2 separate regions of the Homo sapiens genome follow, and region 2 is linked to region 1. Evidence: chromatin loops called from intact Hi-C (ENCODE). Cell type or tissue: tibial artery. All regions are shown on one strand. Links, peaks and the distances in the headings refer to the core of each region. The heading gives the core; the rest is flanking DNA. Region 1 has its middle 28 kb from the start of MYH10. Region 2 overlaps CCDC42 (coiled-coil domain containing 42).

Region 1 (8,333 bases), core at 172-8,171:
TTTGAAAAGGGCAAGGGAACGATGTTATCATTTTGAAAACAGGTAAATAGAGGCAAAAAAAAATCCAGCATTTATCTTGCCTTTCTTGTATGACTGTTATCTCAGATGGCCAAATAGTTGAGGAGAGAGAAGTTTCTCTTTATATAAGTATTGCAGCTGAAAAATGACAAAGGAATTATAGAATTGGAACATCATTGTTCTACAACCCCTGAAAATACTGCATTTTAACAAAAATTGTCAATGGATGTTAACATCACAAGAAGGAAATCAACCTGACATGTGACTCCTGGCGGAAATACACAATCCCACCTCTGAGCTATTCTTGTCAAGAAACCTAAGTGTGATTCAGCCTCTGGATCTCACTACCAATTTACCAGCAACACAGAGGACAGAGAAACAAGTTAAACATCACCATAGGACAGCAATCTTGAAAAATTCAGGCTGTGGAAAATTTTATAGGACAACCTGATTTCTTCAACAATAAACTACAAGGGGGCTGGGTGCGGTGGCTCACGCCTGTAATCCCAGCCCTTTGGGAGGCCGAGGCAGGCGGATCATTTGAGGTCAGGAGTTCAAGACCAGCCTGGTCAACACAGTGAAACCCTGTCTCTACTAAAAATACAAAAAAAATTAGCTGGGCATGGTGGTGCATTTCTATAATCCCGGCTACTAGGGAGGCTCAGGCAGGAGAATCGCTTGAACCTGGGAGAAGGAGGTTGCAGTGCACCAAGATTGTGCCACTGCACTCCAGGCTGGGCAACAGAGTGAGACTCTGTCTCAAAAAAACTAAAAGGAAATTACAATAGTACCTTCTTATCCTTAGTTTTGGTTTCTGAGGTTTCAGTTACCCGTGGTCAACCATGGTCCCAAAATAGGTATGTATAGTACAATAAGATATTTGTAAAGAGAGAGACAGAGAGACCATATTCACATAACTCTCATTACAGTCTATTGTTCTAATTATTTTATTTTATCATTTGTTATTGTTGTTAATCTCTTACCGTGCCTAATTTATAAGTTAAACTATTTTAGAGGTATGTATGAATAGGAAAAAAACATGGCAGATATAGGGGTTAATATTATCTGTGTTATCAGGCATCCACCGGAGGTCTTGAAACTTATCCCCAGCAGATAAGAGGGGGGCTACTATAAAAGGAAAGGAGAAAGAGAAATGGAAGAGAGACCTATAGATCAAGATCAAGCACAAGGGATGAAATACTTACCAGCAAACATAATGTATGAACCTTTTTTGGCACTTGATTCAAAAAAACCATACATTGGGAATATTTGAATATTGGTTTAATATATATTGAGAAATTGATTATTGTTAATTTTTCAGGTGTGATAATGATATGGTGGTTAGTTATTTATTATTATTTTTTAAGACAAGGTCTCACTCTGTTACCCAGGCTGGAGTGCAGTGGCATGACCTTGGCTCGCTGTGACCTATGCCTCCTAGGCTCAAGTGATCCTCCCACCTCAGCCTCCCAAGTAGTGGGGACTACAGTCCCGTGCCCCCATGCCTGGCCAATTTTTGTATTTTTTGTAGAAATGGGGTTTTGCCACATTGCCTAGGTTAATCTTGAACTCCTGGGCTCAAGTGATCCACGCCTGACCTTGTGGTTATTTTTTTAAGTCCTTATCTAGAGATACTTAACAGAAATATTTAAGATAATATGATGTCTGGGATTTATTCAAAATTATCTGGAAGGGGGAAGAGGTAGAATTATTGTTGAAACAAGATTGTTCATGAATTAAAAATTGGTGAAACTGTGGATTTACATGATTCCACATGCTTTTCCAGCCCAAGGAAGGCTGGAAATCTATGAGGTTTTTAAAGTGTCTGTCTTTCTCTTTGTAATCTCATAGGTGCTGCCTGTGGTTGGAGGCAAAATCCTGGATTTCCTCAATGGCTTGGAGTTGGAGGGCTGTTCCTGTGGTTGTGATTTCAACCCAAGTGCTAGTAGAATTGAGCACTTAGTTTCCTGGTTATGTTATCAAACCGAAATTCGGATTGGCCTCCCTAGGTCCCTATATTTGACAATGGCCACACTGTGCTGCCAGGAACAGACACTGGAAATATCAGTGCCTCCTTTCACTCTCCAATCCACTAGCATACAAGCTCCATGGGGCCAGGGGTTTTTATCTGTTTTGTTCACTGCTGTGTCTTCAGTGTCTATAACATTGCCTGACATCGTAAATGCTCAATAAATCTTTCATGACTGAATGACTCCAAGCAGTTGCCGAGTCCTGTGACTTTTCCCTTATAATTCACCTTCTACCTGTCCATTCCCATTATTACCTGTGGTGAAAGAAAGATGGTCACAAGTTTTTGACAATGCTCCCATTGAAAAGTGACTGTGTGTCCCAACCCCCTTGAATCTGGGTGGGCTCTGTAACTAGTTGAACCAATACCTATGATACAAATGATGCTGTGTCACTCTACAGGCCCAGGACTTAAGAGATCTGCAATTTCCACTTCCTCTCTCAAACCCTCACTCTTAGAGCCCTGGACAGCTAGAAAGACCCTGGAACTATATGGAGAAGGAGAAGAGATCAACTGAGGTCAGCCTTCCAGCCGTTTCTTTCAAGAAGCCAGGCATGTGAGGGAAGCTATCTTGGGCCTTCCAGCCTACCAGCTGAATACCACTGAGTGACTCCAGATAATGCTATACGGAACAGAAGAATCACCCAGCTGAGCCCTACCCAAATTCCTGATCCACACAGTTGTGAGATATAATAAAACTGTTGTTGGCGGGGCACAGTGGCTCAAGCCTCTAACCCCCAGCACTTAGGCAGGCTGAGGCGGGATGATTGCTTGAGGCCAGGAGTTTGAGACCAGCCTGTACAACATAGAGAGACCCCATCTCTACAAGAAGTAAAAAATTAGCTGGCTGTGGTGGTGCACACCTGTAATCTAGCTACTTGAGAGGCTGAGGTGGGAGATTGCTTGAGTCCAGGAGTTCAAGGTTACAGTGAGCTATGATCATGCCATGCACTCCAGCCTGCATGATAGAGCAAGATCCCGTCTCTAAAATAAAAAAAAAAAGTTTCCATTTTGAGACCTTAAGTTTTGGGGGTGATATGTTAATACAGCTATAAATAACCAGAACATTAGCCTACTCTGGACCTTATAACTTCTTGCCTGGAAAACTGATCCCTACATTCAGTCTCCTACCTATCCTTTTAACTACCCTCTGCATGGCATAGATTAGTTTCTATGAAGGAGTTACTGCTTAAAAAAAAAAAAAAAAAGTTATCATCAACAGAATACAGCCCAATCTCTTTAGCTTGGCCTTATGGATCTCTGAACCCAACTCTGCAAGCTCTCCTATCTTCCTCTCACATGACTTGTGCTTGAGCCAAGTCCAGATTTTGGCTTATCCATTTGACCCCCCATGGTTTTATTTTTGTTCATGCTTTCCCTCCTCCTGGAATCCACTTCATTCATTCATGTACATCCAAATTCTACTTGCTTTCCAAAGATGTCCACAAATGTCAATCCCCACAGGTAGAAATAATCTCTTTCTCCTGAATTTCCACAGCATTTTACCAAGGCCTTTCATAAAACATACCCTTTCCTTCCTTTTTAACATTATAATTTGGAAACATGTCTTTATCATTCCGCAGAGACCATGAAATCCTTGAAGGTAAGATTCACATCTTATTTACTTATTTTAAACTCATTATTGAAACTAGCAGCCAGGCGTGGTGGCTCACACCTGTAATCCCAGCACTTTGGGAGGCCAAGGTAGGTGGACCGCGAGTTCAGGAGATCGAGACCATCCTGGCCAACATGGTGAAACTCCGTCTCTACTAAAAATACAAAAAAAACCAGCCAGGCGTGGTGGTGGGCGCCTGTAGTCCCAGCTACTCAGGAGGCTGAGGCAGGAGAATGGGGTGAACCCGGGAGGCAGAGCTTGCAGTGAGCTGAGATTGCGCCACTGCACTCTAGCCTGGGCGACAGAGCCAGACTCCATCTCAAAAAGAAAAAAAAAGGAAAGTAGCAAAGAGTTTGGCTCTTGTAGACCCTTAATAAATATTTTTTGGATGAATAGGTGGATAGATGAACAAATGGGGCCCAGTCTCATTTTGTGGTTATAGCTCAGCAGCAATCACACTGTAGTCATGCATCGTTAAACTATCAGTTCAGTTTCCTCATCTGTATGTTGGTGGAAATAACAATAATGATAATATCAGTCTTGCTTCTGTTACATGGTTGTTGTAAAGATCAAATGAGATGTGAAAGCAAGAAGTGCTAAATGCAAGGTATCCACCTGGAATTAAATAAAGACAATTTTTAGCAAAGGCGGCCGACGTGACTGCTTATGACTCCGTATTAGCCACAGCAGGCCAAGAAATTCAGAGAAAGCGTGGTCCCCACTGGCACAACCTGGGGGAAGACCAGAGCAACTCAAGGAACCACTGACTCAGCCTCTGCTTTCTTTGTAACAAAACACTTGAGGGCAAGGGGAGAAAGTGGAACTCCTTACAACCGCCTGCCCCAACTCCTTGGATGTGCCAGGCACCAGGGCTACGTTTAACCCTCTGGGGTCCATCCCAACCAAAGGCTGAGGTGCCTTTGAGAAGCAGGCCTGTGGAATGTGGACTCTTGCTGTAGCTAAAGCAGAGAAGGGAATCCAGTGGCCCATGTGAACCCTGCAAAGTGCCTGGGAAGACATTGTTTCAGGCCTGGCCACATGCATTTGCTCAAACCATGTCCCCGAGCCTCAGGTTCTCCCTCTGCGTTTCTCCGCTCTGCTCTTTTCTGTCTTGATTTCCTTTACAGGCAGTCTCTCCCATGTGGTGGCACAGATGGTTCTGAGCAGCCTCACACTTACATCCTACCAGTTTAACAACCTCCTCGCCGAAAAGAGCACTTCTCTTCCCCAGTAGTTCCAGAAAAAGTCTAGGGATTAGGACTCGCTAGACAGACAGGAGCTCTTTCCCTGAGCCAATCACTGTGGTCAAGGGGATGGAGTCTCCTGATGGCCCAGCCTGTGCTATCTGGAGACCCCAGGAGCTGGAGCTGGAGGTGGAGGCAGTGGTGGTGGTGGGGATTACCCTAAAGGAAAAGGATGGTGCTATCACCAAAGAAATGGGGAATGGAAGTCGCATAGGGAAAACAACAGATCCCAGCCCACCAATCCTGGCAGGAGATACCAAGCTGTACATAAAAACAGTGCTTTTCTCAAGCCTGGTATTGGGCACCTATTCTTTATTGAACCCTTTATTGTGAATTGTCCCACCCAACCAGGTAACAAGTTGTCCAGGGCACCTGGACATAATAGCTCTATTCCACTGGCACCACCCCATCCCCTCTCTGTCTGTCTTATCTAGACTGTTTTTAATCTGTCTCTGATTTGCTCTTGATCACCAAGCATGCCTTGTTCTCATCTTTCCTGATTCATTATCCCTCTTGGCCTCCACAACCATGAAATACAAGAGCTGTTTACTGCCACTCCTGTCGAAGCCCACGTGTATCATCACCATATACATATATCATTGGGCTGCTAGTGGCCATAAAGGCAGAGAGCCTATCTGAACATTAAAGAGACAGAGCCTTGATGATATTGCTTGACTCTCTGAAACCAGCCACACCTGAAACCAGCTATCCCTCTGTTGTGGGTTGAATTGTATTCCCAAAACAATATGTTGAAGTCCTCACCTCCGGTACCTGTGAATGTGCCTTCATTTGGACGTAGGGTGTTTGCAGATGTAATCAACTTAAGATGATGTCATACTTCATTAGGGTGGGCCCTAATCCATGATGACAGCTGTCCTTATAAGAAGAGAAGAAATGCAGAGACAGGCACACAGGGAGAGCCTCAGTTGATGATGAAGGCAGAGATTGGGGTGATGAGTTTGCAAGCCAAGGAAGGCCCAGGATTGTTGGCAACACCCAAAGCTAAGAGAAGGGCATGGAACAGAATCTCCCCAAGTGCCTTCAGAAGGAGCCAACCTTGCTGCCATCTTGGTTTCAGACCTCTAGCCTCCAGAACTGTAAGAGAGTAAGTTTCTGTTGTTTTAAACCACACGTGTTTGTGGTCATTTCTTAGAGCAGCACTAGGAAAAAAATACACCCTTTCATTTTCCCCCCCAGTTTTGTAAGCCAATGCATTTCCTCCTTGCTTAAGCAAAATTATGTTTCTCTTACTTACAGCTAAAGTCCTGAATAATACATGTCACCTACACTATGCTATGTGCTGAGGATTCAAAGGCAAATGAGACCCTGTCCCTACCTTTAAGTCATCCATCCTGTGGCTCTAAGCCCAGCATCATCTAACCTTGCTGGGGCCTAAACCAGTGAGAAGGACAAAAAGAAACTCAAAGTCATGCTGAGATGGCAATGTCTTACCCCAAATAATGAAAAGTATGTCTCTCAAGCACTGTTCAGACCTCTGATGAAAGCAAGGCATGATTGGCAAGGAAGAGCAAATCAGAGACAGAATAAAGGACTCCTGTCTGTCCACTGAGACACGCAAAAACATGACTGGATAAAGGCCAGTCTCCCCAGCCTGGCACTGATGGTTTCAGCTTTCCTTCCTTCCTTCCTTCCTTCCTTCCTTCCTTCCTTCCTTCCTTCCTTCTTTCCTCCCTTCCTTCCTTCCTTCTTTCCTTCCTTCCTTCCTTCCTTCCTTCCTTCCTTCCATCCTCCCTCCCTCCCTTCCTCTCTCTCTTTTCCTCCTTCCTTCCTTTCCTCCTTCCTTCCTTCCTCCCTCTTCTTTCTCTTTTTCTCTCTCCTTCCTTCCTTTCCTCTCTCTCCTTCCTTCCTTCTTTCCTCCCTTTCTTTCCTTCCTTCTTCTATTTTTCTTTCCTTCCTTCCTTCCTTCCTTCCTCTGCCCTTCTCTTTCTCTCTCTCCTTCCCTCTCTCTCTCTTTCTTTTCTGAGACAGGGTCTCCCTCTGTTGCCCAGGCTGGAGTGCAGTGGCACAATTTTGGCTCACTGAAACCTCTGCCTCCAGGCTCAAGCCATCCTCTCACCTCAGCCTCCCGAGTAGCTAGGACTACAGGTGTGCGCCACGACGCCTGGATAATTTTTATATTTTTAGTAGAGACAGGGTTTTGCCATGTTGCCCAGGCTGGTCTCAAACTCCTGAGCTCAAGCAATTCTCCAGCCTTGGCCTCTCAATGTGTTAAGATTACAGGTGTGAGCCACTGCGTCTGGCCGTCTAGCCTATATTTCTATCATCATCTTCCACTATATTTGGCTCTTTCTGAATTCTTTCCACCTCCTTTGCTCCAGTCACATCAAATTACTATTTATTCCCCGAAGACGCTATATGCTTTCAAGAGTTGTTAGATTTGCTCACCATAGCTGTCTACAGAGTCCTTTCCTCTATCTCTAAGTCCTAGCCATCTATATTAGCTCCTTAGAGCTGCCATTAAAAAATGACCACAAACTGGGTGGCTTGTACCAACCAAAATGTATTCTTTCACAATTCTGGAAGCTGTAAGTCTGAAATCAGGGTGTCAGCAGGGCCATGCTCTCTCTGAAGACTCTAGGGAAGGACTCTTCATCTCCTCTCTCTAGTTTCTAGTGGCTGCCGGAAATCCTTGGCCCTCCTTGGCTGGTAGACACATCACTCCAACCTCTGCCTTTGTTGTTATGTGCCATTTCCCCTGTGTCTGGGTCCAAATTTCCCTCTTCTTATAAGGACACCAGTCACTGGTTTAGGACCTACCTTAATCCAGTACGACTTCCATCTTAACATGGTTATATTTACAAAGACCCTATTTCCAAGTAAGGTCACATTCACAGGTACCAGGGGTTAGGACCCCAAATCTATTTGGGGTACACAATTCAACCCACAACATCATCCTTTGAAACCCAGCTCAGTTTGCCACATTCTCCAGGAAGTCTCCATCACCTACCTATGGCATGAATGTCTGATGCTCCCAATCTCTGCTGTAGCTGCATCACCTTTGTCCCTGCGGTTGAGATACTTGTGAACTTACTAATTTAGAGCTTGTGAGGGACAGGACTGGAACTCAAACCTTGTCTGTATGGTCCAAAGCCCTTGGTCAGTACCTGTGTTACTCATCAGAAAACAATCTATAAGCTGGGCACAGTGGCTCATCCCTGTAATTCCAGCACTTTGGGAGGCTGAGATGGGAAGATCGTTTGAGGCCAGGAATTCGAGACCAGCCTGATCAACACAGCAAAACACTGTCTCTACACAACTTTTTTTTATAAAAAATTAGCTGAGTGTGGGGGTAGCCATATAGTCTCAGCTACTGGGGAGGCTGAGGTTGGGAGATTACTTGAGCCAAGGAGTTTAAGGCTGCAGTGAGCTATGATCATGCCACTGCCCTCCAGCCTGGGTGACTGAA
Region 2 (8,333 bases), core at 218-8,217, 74 kb after region 1:
TCTATCTTCTATTTGCTATTTATCTATCATCTAATTTATCATCTATCTTCTATATCTATGTATCTATCATCTATCTGCTATTATCTCCTATCTTATCTACCTACCATCTATCTTCTATTTACTATTTATCTATCCCATCCATCCATCTATCCACCCATCCACCCATCCACCCATCCACCCACCCACCCATCCATCCATCCATCTCTATCTATCTATCTATCTATCTATCAATCTACTTACTTCTCTTGCTAAACGCTGACCCAGGTAGACACGTATTGCTTCTTGAGGTAGGAAATGAGTGGAGCCCAGGTGCTTGAAAGTGTTTGGTCACTGCAGGGCAGTGGTTCTTCAACTTGAGCACGCATCAGAATCATGTGGAGGGCTTCTTAAAACCCAGAGTGCTGGGTCCCACCCCTGGAGTTTCTGATTCTCAGGTCTGGAGTGGGGCCTGAGAATTTAACTGGTAAAGTTGCCAGGTGATGCTGACGCTGCTGGTCCGGGGACCACGCCTGAGAATGACTGCTGTAAGGTGTTGTATGTGAAGGTGAGGGGTTACTGCGGCCACGCAGCGATCCTGGCAGGGCAGCTGCAGCAGTGCCTTCCCTGAGACAACAGGAATCCGGGCAGTCTGAGGGCCCTCTAGGATCACAGGGCCAGGGAGGAGACACGGAGCCTTGTTAAGTCTGCTCCTCAGCCTGCTTTGGGGACAAAAGCACAGGGCCTCTGCTTTCTGGGAGGCAGACTGACGAGGGGGAGAGACCAGGCTCAGGAAGAGCAGACCCAGGGGTGAATCCTGACCCTGTCGTCCTGTAGCCAGGGTTCCCAGGCAAGCATCCTGCTCTGTGAGTCAGGATAATGATGCCTCACTGGGTTTTCAAAAGGCGGATACAAATGAAGTCCCTGTTGAATACATGTTACTTCCCCACGGCTCTCTGACTTGGCTTTTGCTATTGATTTAAAAATGTGCAATTGAGTTTTTGAACCTAAGTTTGAGATTTTACATTGACCTCAATTGAGTTGAGTTTGGCTGGTTTTAATCCATCATCCCAGCCTGCTGAGGTGCTCCTGAGCCTTGAGCTTGTCATTTGGCACATTAGTGATCCCTCCCTAGTTACTGGTGGCCTGCCCAGTAACTAGGGCAGTAACTAGGGCTGTTCCTTCCTTAGCGTTGCTGACACTGGCTTGCATGTTTTAGCGCACACAGTGGGGCAGGGGAGCAGAGCTTGCTCCTGAAGTCAGGGAAGAGTGCTCGACTCAGCACTTTTGCAGCTCTGACCTGGGAAGCTGCCTTCGTAGTTTTAAGTGGGTCTTTGCACCCAAATTAGAAACACCTCATGCTTCTAATCCAAGCACTTTGGGAGGCCAAGGTGGGTGGATCACCTGAGGTTAGGAGTTCGAGACCAGGCTGACCAACATGGTGAAACCTTGTCTCTACTAAAAATACAAAATTAGCCCGGCATGGTGGCGGGCGCCTGTAATCCCAGTTACTCGGGAGGCTGAGGCAGGAGAATCGCTTAAACCCAGGAGGCAGGGGTTGCAGTGAGTCGAGATCGCGCCTTGCACTTCAGCCTGGGCAACTCCATCTCAAAAATAAAATAAAATAAAATAAATAAAAATAAAATAAAATAAAATATAAAATATAAAATTATAAAATATAAAATAAAATATAAAATATAAAATATAAAAAAATAAAATAAAATAAAATAATATAATATAAAATATAAAATAAAATATAAAAGTTTGAAGTGGTGGATGAGAGAAGAGTCCTCTGTACTGACCCTACTGGTTTGTTGCCCACCTGAACACTGACTGTGTGTGAGCCCAAAGGTGAGGGGACACCAGACCTAAGATGTGGTTTCTAGTTCCCAGGCAGCCTAGGTGACCAGCTTTGAGAGTGAGTGCTTGTTGGGGGGGTCCCCCGTCACTGCACTCTTCCCCATGAATAAACTACCAAAGGGCTAGAGAGAACTTGAGAACAAACTTCATATAACATTCACTGTTTTCAGGGATAGAGTGAGGCCCACGGGGGAAAATAAGCAGGTGTCCCTCAGCAGGAAGGCACAGCAGGCATCGGTCCCGAGCTGGACTGACTGGACCGCAGGCTCACGACTTCTTCTTTCACGATCTCTGTCTCAGGACATTCTGGAACAAGGCTGCCTCCTTAAATCCGGACTCGCTGTTGTTCCTTCTTTTTCACCTCTGCCCAGATGTCCGACCGGTCTTGGATAAATTGCTGGATCTAGAAAGGCAAGGAGCCCAGCGTTAACTCCGCCCCCCAGAGGCCTCCCCTGTCCCAAGATGGAGCATCCCAGACATTCACTTGTAAAGAATTCATCATTGCTTTCCTGTGACTGACTTCTTTTTAAATTTTTATTTATTTATTTTTTTGATACAAGAGTCTTGCTCTGTCACCCAGGGTGGAGTGCAGTGGCACGATCTAGGCTCACTGCAACCTCCGCTTCCTGGGTTTAAGCAATTCTCGTGTCTCAGCCTCCTGAGTGGCTGGGATTACAGGTACTTGTGACCATGCCCAGCTAATTTTTGTGTTTTTAGTAGAGATGGGGTTTCACCATGTTGGCCAGGCTGGTCTTGAACTACTGACCTCAAGTGATCCACCCGCCTCAGCCTCCCAAAAGGCTGGGATTACAGGCATGAGACACTGCACCCAACCATGACTGACTTCTTGAGGAGGCCACTTTCTCTCATTTGACAATGTTTTGAGGTGAAATTGAGTGTTGGGTGTAGCCGATGAGAAGCAACAAAACAGGGATGGAGTTGGGAACTCCTGAAGGCAGACCCTGGTGATGTATGAAGTCCAGGCTGAGAGTCAAGCAGGAGGGATAAGAAAGAAAGGGTCACAAGCAGGCTGGTGGATGAAAAGGATTTAGCAGGCAGGGTTCCGTCAGCATGGGCAGACCGCCTTCCACAACTTCACCGCCCTCAAGGTGGTCGTGCATTCGAAACCCAGAGCTGATGCTCATCATGATAACCTTGAGTCATGAAAAGGAATGTAAATTCTGTTCACCGCCTTCTGTTTTGTAAAGAGCACGCAGTCAGCATGACACGGAAGTCATGCTCCAGAAGTCAGATGACCTAGCTGGGCCCCCGTCGCAGGTCTGGGGCAATCACTCCATCTTTCTGGAACTCAGTTCTTCATCTTTAATAAGGAGAGAGGGAGAAAAGATTGGCCCAGACAGCCTCTAAGATATCAGTTCTAATGCAAACCAAAACCACAGTGAGATACCATCTCACACCAGAATGGCTACTATTAAAAAGTCAAAAAGTTACAGATGCTGCTGAGGTTGTGGAGAAAAGGGAACGTTCATACACCGTTGGTGGAAGTGCAAATTAGTTCAACCATTGTGGAAGGCAGTATGGTGATTCCTCAAAGAATTAAAATAGAACTACCATTCAACCCAGCAGTCCTATTACTTGTTATATACCCAAAGGAATATAAATCGTTCTATCATAAACACACATGCATGGGGATGTTTACTGAAGCACTATCCACAATAGCAAAGAGAATCAACCTAAATGCCCATCAATGGTAGACTGGATAAAGAAAATGTGGTACTTATACACCACGGAATACTATGTAGCCATAAAAAAGAATGAGATCACGTCCTTTGCAGGCACATGGATGGAGGTGGAGGTCACTATCCTTAGCAAACTAACGCAGGAACAGAAAACCAAATACTGAGTGTTCTCACTTATTAGTGGGAGCTAAATGATGAGAACACGTGGACACAAAGAGGGGAACAACACATACTGGGATCTGCTTGAGGGTGGAGAGTGGGAGGAGGGAGAGGATCAGAAAAAATGACTATTGGATACTCGGCTTAATACCTGAGTGATGAAATAACCTGTACAACGAACCCTTGTGACATGAGTTTACCTATATAACAAACCTGCTTGGCTGGACGCGGTAGCTCACGCCTGTAATCCCAGCACTTTGGGAGGCCAAGGCGGGTGGATCACGAGGTCAGGAGATCGAGACCATCCTGACTAACACAGTGAAACCCCATCTCTACTAAAAATACAAAAAATTAAGGCCGGGCGCGGTGGCTCAAGCCTGTAATCCCAGCACTTTGGGAGGCCGAGGCGGGCGGATCACGAGGTCAGGAGATCGAGACCACCCTGGCTAACACGGTGAAACCCCGTCTCTACTAAAAATACAAAAATTAGCCAGGCGTAGTGGCGGGCGCCTGTAGTCCCAGCTACTCGGGAGGCTGAGGCAGGAGAATGGCGTGAACCTGGGAGGCGGAGCTTGCAGTGAGCCGAGATCACACCACTGCACTCCAGCCTGGGCGACAGAGTGAGACTCCGTCTCAAAAAAAAAAAAAAAAAAAAAAAAACCTGCTCGTGTACTCCTGAACCTAAAATTAAAAAAATAAAAAAAGGATTTCAGTTCTAAAACTTCTCCTTTTCAAGGCTGTCTCTGGAGATGGAACTACACAGACTTTGTCCAAAGCTCTCAACAACTGTCAGCTGCTGATACTGTTACCATTACCAATATCATTCCCATTTTGCAAATGAGAAAACAGAGAGTCAATGAATTAAAGCAGCTTTCCCAAGATGACAGAGAAGACAGGTCAGCGTTTCCTGAGCTATGTTCTCATAATAAGTGGTCACATGCCCCAAAGGAGTCCTGTGGTCAAGTCAGTTTTAGAAACGCTGTCTGCTGGGAGCATCTCAGGGCATAGAACTATAGCAAAGACTCCAAGTCCTGTTTGTTTTTTTAATCTCATCTTCGTTTAATTTAGAGTTTCTAAATGTATTAGTCTATGGAGTCCTTTTATTCCCCCTAGGAAACAATAGCTCAGGAGATTCAGTCTGGAAAGTGCTTGTTCAGATAGTTTGGCTTTTCTTCAGGGATAATGCCAAACCTTCCATGACACACTCGAAGGAATTCAAATTGACTTGGCCTTCTGCAGAATCGCTTTTCCTAAGCTGTCCTGTGTACCACGTTCCTTGTTCTCTATAAGCAGCTGCCTTACAAAGCCAGTGCCTGCATTGGTTGCAGGGATGCTGTTGAGAACATTATTCATACAGTGTCAATGAAGCCTCATCGAGAAATTTCAGTGAGAACTAAGTGCTGGGAAAAGGCACATTGTCTCGGAGGAAACCTTATTTTTTCTTATTCTAGTATAAGAGCTACAGGTGGCTTTTCATTCAGGTTACCAGCAAGCTCAGAAACAATTACTGCCCCTGTCTAAGACCCTTAAGAACCAAGGGCAGTCTGTATTTCTCTCCATCCTTGACCTCTGATTTCAACTTGTACTTTCCCAGGTCCTTAAGTTTAAATCTGTAGGCGACTCGGTCGTGTATTTCCGTGAGTAGGTTCATCTCCTACGGGAATGAAGTGAGATATTTTCTAATAACTTTTGGGCAATCTGAAGTTCTCCTGTAGAGGTGAATCCAAGTTGAGAGGGATTCAGAAACTCAAAATTTGGAGTGGATGGACTAGAAGCCATGGTCTCAGCAGGAGATGTGCCTGTGGGAGTGAGCTGCTGGAGGGCAGCATCTCCCAGTGAATCTTGAGATGAAGTCTTGCTCTTGTTGCCCAGGCTGGAGTGCAATGGCACGATCTTGGCTCACTACAACCTCCGCCTCCCAGGTTCAAACGATTCTCCCGCCTCAGCCTCCCGAGTAGCTGGGATTACAGGTGCCTGCCACCATGCCCGGCTAATTTTTGCATTTTTAGTAGAGATGGGGTTTCACCATGTTGGCCAGGCTGGTCTCAAACTCCTGACCTCATGATCCACCCGCCTCAGCCTCCAAAAGTGCTGGGATTACAGGTGTGAGCCACTGTGCTGGGCCCTCCCACTGCATCTTTCTTTACAACAGCTAAGGGCAAGGGCCTGAGGACCTCCGGGAGGCTGAGGGGAGGGGGCCCGAGGATTTCTGGAGTCTCTGAGACCCTATTGTGGGTCATAGGGGTTTTTGAGGCCAAAACTCTTTTTACGATAATATTAAAATGTTATTTGCCTTTTTTTCGCTCTTATTCTCTCATGAGCACACAGTGGCATTTCCCAGAGAGGAGTTTCCATGACATATGCTGTCACAACAGAATGAACGCAGGAGTGGACATGAGCACCGGCCTGTCCTCTGTTAAACTAGACATTAAAGGGATCTGCAAGTGCGTCAAACAATGCCACTCTTCTCACAAAACAGTTTTGAAACTTTTTTCCATAAAAAATGCTATTTCTGTTAACATACTTTTTATCATTATTTAAAAATGAATGAATTAAACAAATGTTTTAAAATTTTCTGTTTTAATTTCTATTGTGGCAATTATAGATACAACCATATAAAGAAAAGCTCTCTGGGAATCCTCAATAAACTCTAGGAGTGTAAAGGTGAAATGTTGAGAATTGCTACTTCCAGAACACACTTGCTTACAAACGCCCTCCTTTGGGCTATAAAATAATTCTGTTCAAACAGGCTTTAAAATGTAGGCTAATTATTTGTTTTAGGGAACTCCTTTTTCCTAGCTGTGTATATTTCATGAATTTCACTTTTTTTTTTTTTTTGGAAAAGTAGGGAAAGTGCCTCTAAGTCAATTGCTGTTTTGTTTTTTGTTTGTTTGTTTTTTTGAGGCTGGCCTGGAACTCCCAACCTCAGGTGATCCACCCACCTAGGCCTCCCAAAGTGCTGGGATTACAGGCATGAGCCACCGTGCCTGGCCCCAATTTCTCTTTTTAACGAAGTGTGGGCCTCAAGCTCAAGCCTTCAGCAAGCCACAGTATCTCACTAGAATTTAATGAGGCTGTTTTGCACAACTAATGGATTCAGTAGTGGGTCCCTGCTACTGCTCTGTAGACTGGGGCTAAAAGGGTTTCGGTGCTAATGCAATGGTTCTCAAAGTATGGAACCCGAACCAGCAGCGTCACTTGGGAACTTGCTGAAAATGTAAATTCATGAGTTCTCATCTCAGATCCACTGAGTCAGAGACTCTGCGGGTGGGGCCCAGTAATACTCCTCACCCTCCCAGGTGATCCTGATGTTGTTAAATTTTGAGAGTCCCTGCTCTGCTTCTCTGTCAGGTTCATTCTTCCACCCAACCAACTGGCAACCTCCTCGGCCCAGCCGACCCCACGGGCCCAGTGCCTGTCCCCTCCTCCTACCATGTCCAGCTGCTTGTGGGTGTCCTCCAGTGCCACCTCAGTCACCTCCTTCAGGTGCTTGCTCACGATCTGGAAGAGGTTCAGCGTGGCCATCTTAATGGTGCCAAGCAGGAGGGTCTTCTTGGCTGCGGTGTTCTGGATGTGCGCCCAGCGAGATTCCTGGAGAGTGGATAAGGACGGGGCATGAGCACAGCATGTGGTGTGTGTGTGTTTGTGTGTATGTGTGTGTGTGTATGCTCAGGGCCCGCACTCACCCAGTGCCTGGGAGCCCCCGGCCCGCCCCGGGCCCCTCACCCAGAAGATGACATTGCTGCGGGCACGGTCAAAGCGCATCTGCAGCCTTGCCAGCTCATTGTTTTGCTGCAGGATCTCATCATCCTTTTCCTCCATGTAGCGCGCCAGCCGGGCCTTGGCGCGCTCAATCTTCTCCTGGCCTTCCTGCGCAGACTGCATGAGGTCGTGGCGCATGCTCACCAGCGTCTTGTAGCGTGCAATCACCTCATGGATCTCCTCGAACTGTGGTCAGGGGCTCAGGTCAATGCACAGCCAGCCCCTGGGGCCTGAGGGAGCCACCCAGTCCTGCCAACCTCCAGCCTGGATGCCTGGACACCTGGACACCTGGGCAGGCAGGCCCTTGGCCAGGGTCACGGCCAGAGGCTGTGAGGGACACTGGGGTTCCGCTGCCTGCTTCTCCTGGGTTTGTACGGGCCACGGTCCATTTGTTGGGCAGGGGGATGCACAACTGGGCTAGGGATTTTCGACTTTAACTGCATGTGAGAATCACCTGTAGGGGCTTTAAAAAGGACACCTGCCAGTCTCCACCCCCAGAGATTCAGATGAATAAACAAGTCTTCTGTGGTCTCTGGCATCTGAATTTTGCAAAAGGTCCCCTGGTGGCTCTAGGCACAGCCAGGGTTGATAATCGCTGATGGAAGGCATTTTGCAATGTCTTCCAAGGCAAGAATTTCCTATTCAACAAGATTGTACCAGGAACCACTTACAAGCCAGGAGCTATGCTAAATGCTAGGGAAATAGCAGGAGTTAGGAAAACCAGATTCTGCTCTTAGGAAGCTTACAGCTTGGGGGGTGGCATGGAGGGAGGACAGACAGACAAGTAAACAGTCAGTTACAACAGCAAGATAAGCCCTATCTATGACTGGGGGATAGGGCTGGAGGGGACTCTGGGAAAGCCTTCACGTTGGTGAT

The links. Peaks named below come from ENCODE experiments on the same cell type or tissue, not always from the same donor. Only the 100,000 strongest peaks of a DNase experiment are listed, where the experiment ranks them.
Region 2: it touches region 1 in a loop (3-fold over the local background); 4 of 110 quality-filtered maps call a loop at or near these places.

The regions. Positions count from the first base shown.
Region 1 is chr17:8,654,203-8,662,535 of GRCh38, forward strand. No RefSeq gene overlaps it. Among named protein-coding and RNA genes, the nearest start is that of MYH10, 28 kb to the left of the region's middle. In tibial artery, for the core only: no CTCF peak of the experiment used is centred there; no DNase peak of the experiment used is centred there; H3K27ac peaks cover 96 bases.
Region 2 is chr17:8,727,969-8,736,301 of GRCh38, forward strand. It overlaps CCDC42 (coiled-coil domain containing 42), which reads right to left. Exons shown (of 7, transcript NM_144681.3): 5 at 7,422-7,643; 6 at 7,128-7,286; 7 at 1,967-2,239. The coding sequence ends at 2,162. Among named protein-coding and RNA genes, the nearest start is that of CCDC42, 13 kb to the right of the region's middle. In tibial artery, for the core only: no CTCF peak of the experiment used is centred there; no DNase peak of the experiment used is centred there; H3K27ac peaks cover 2,330 bases.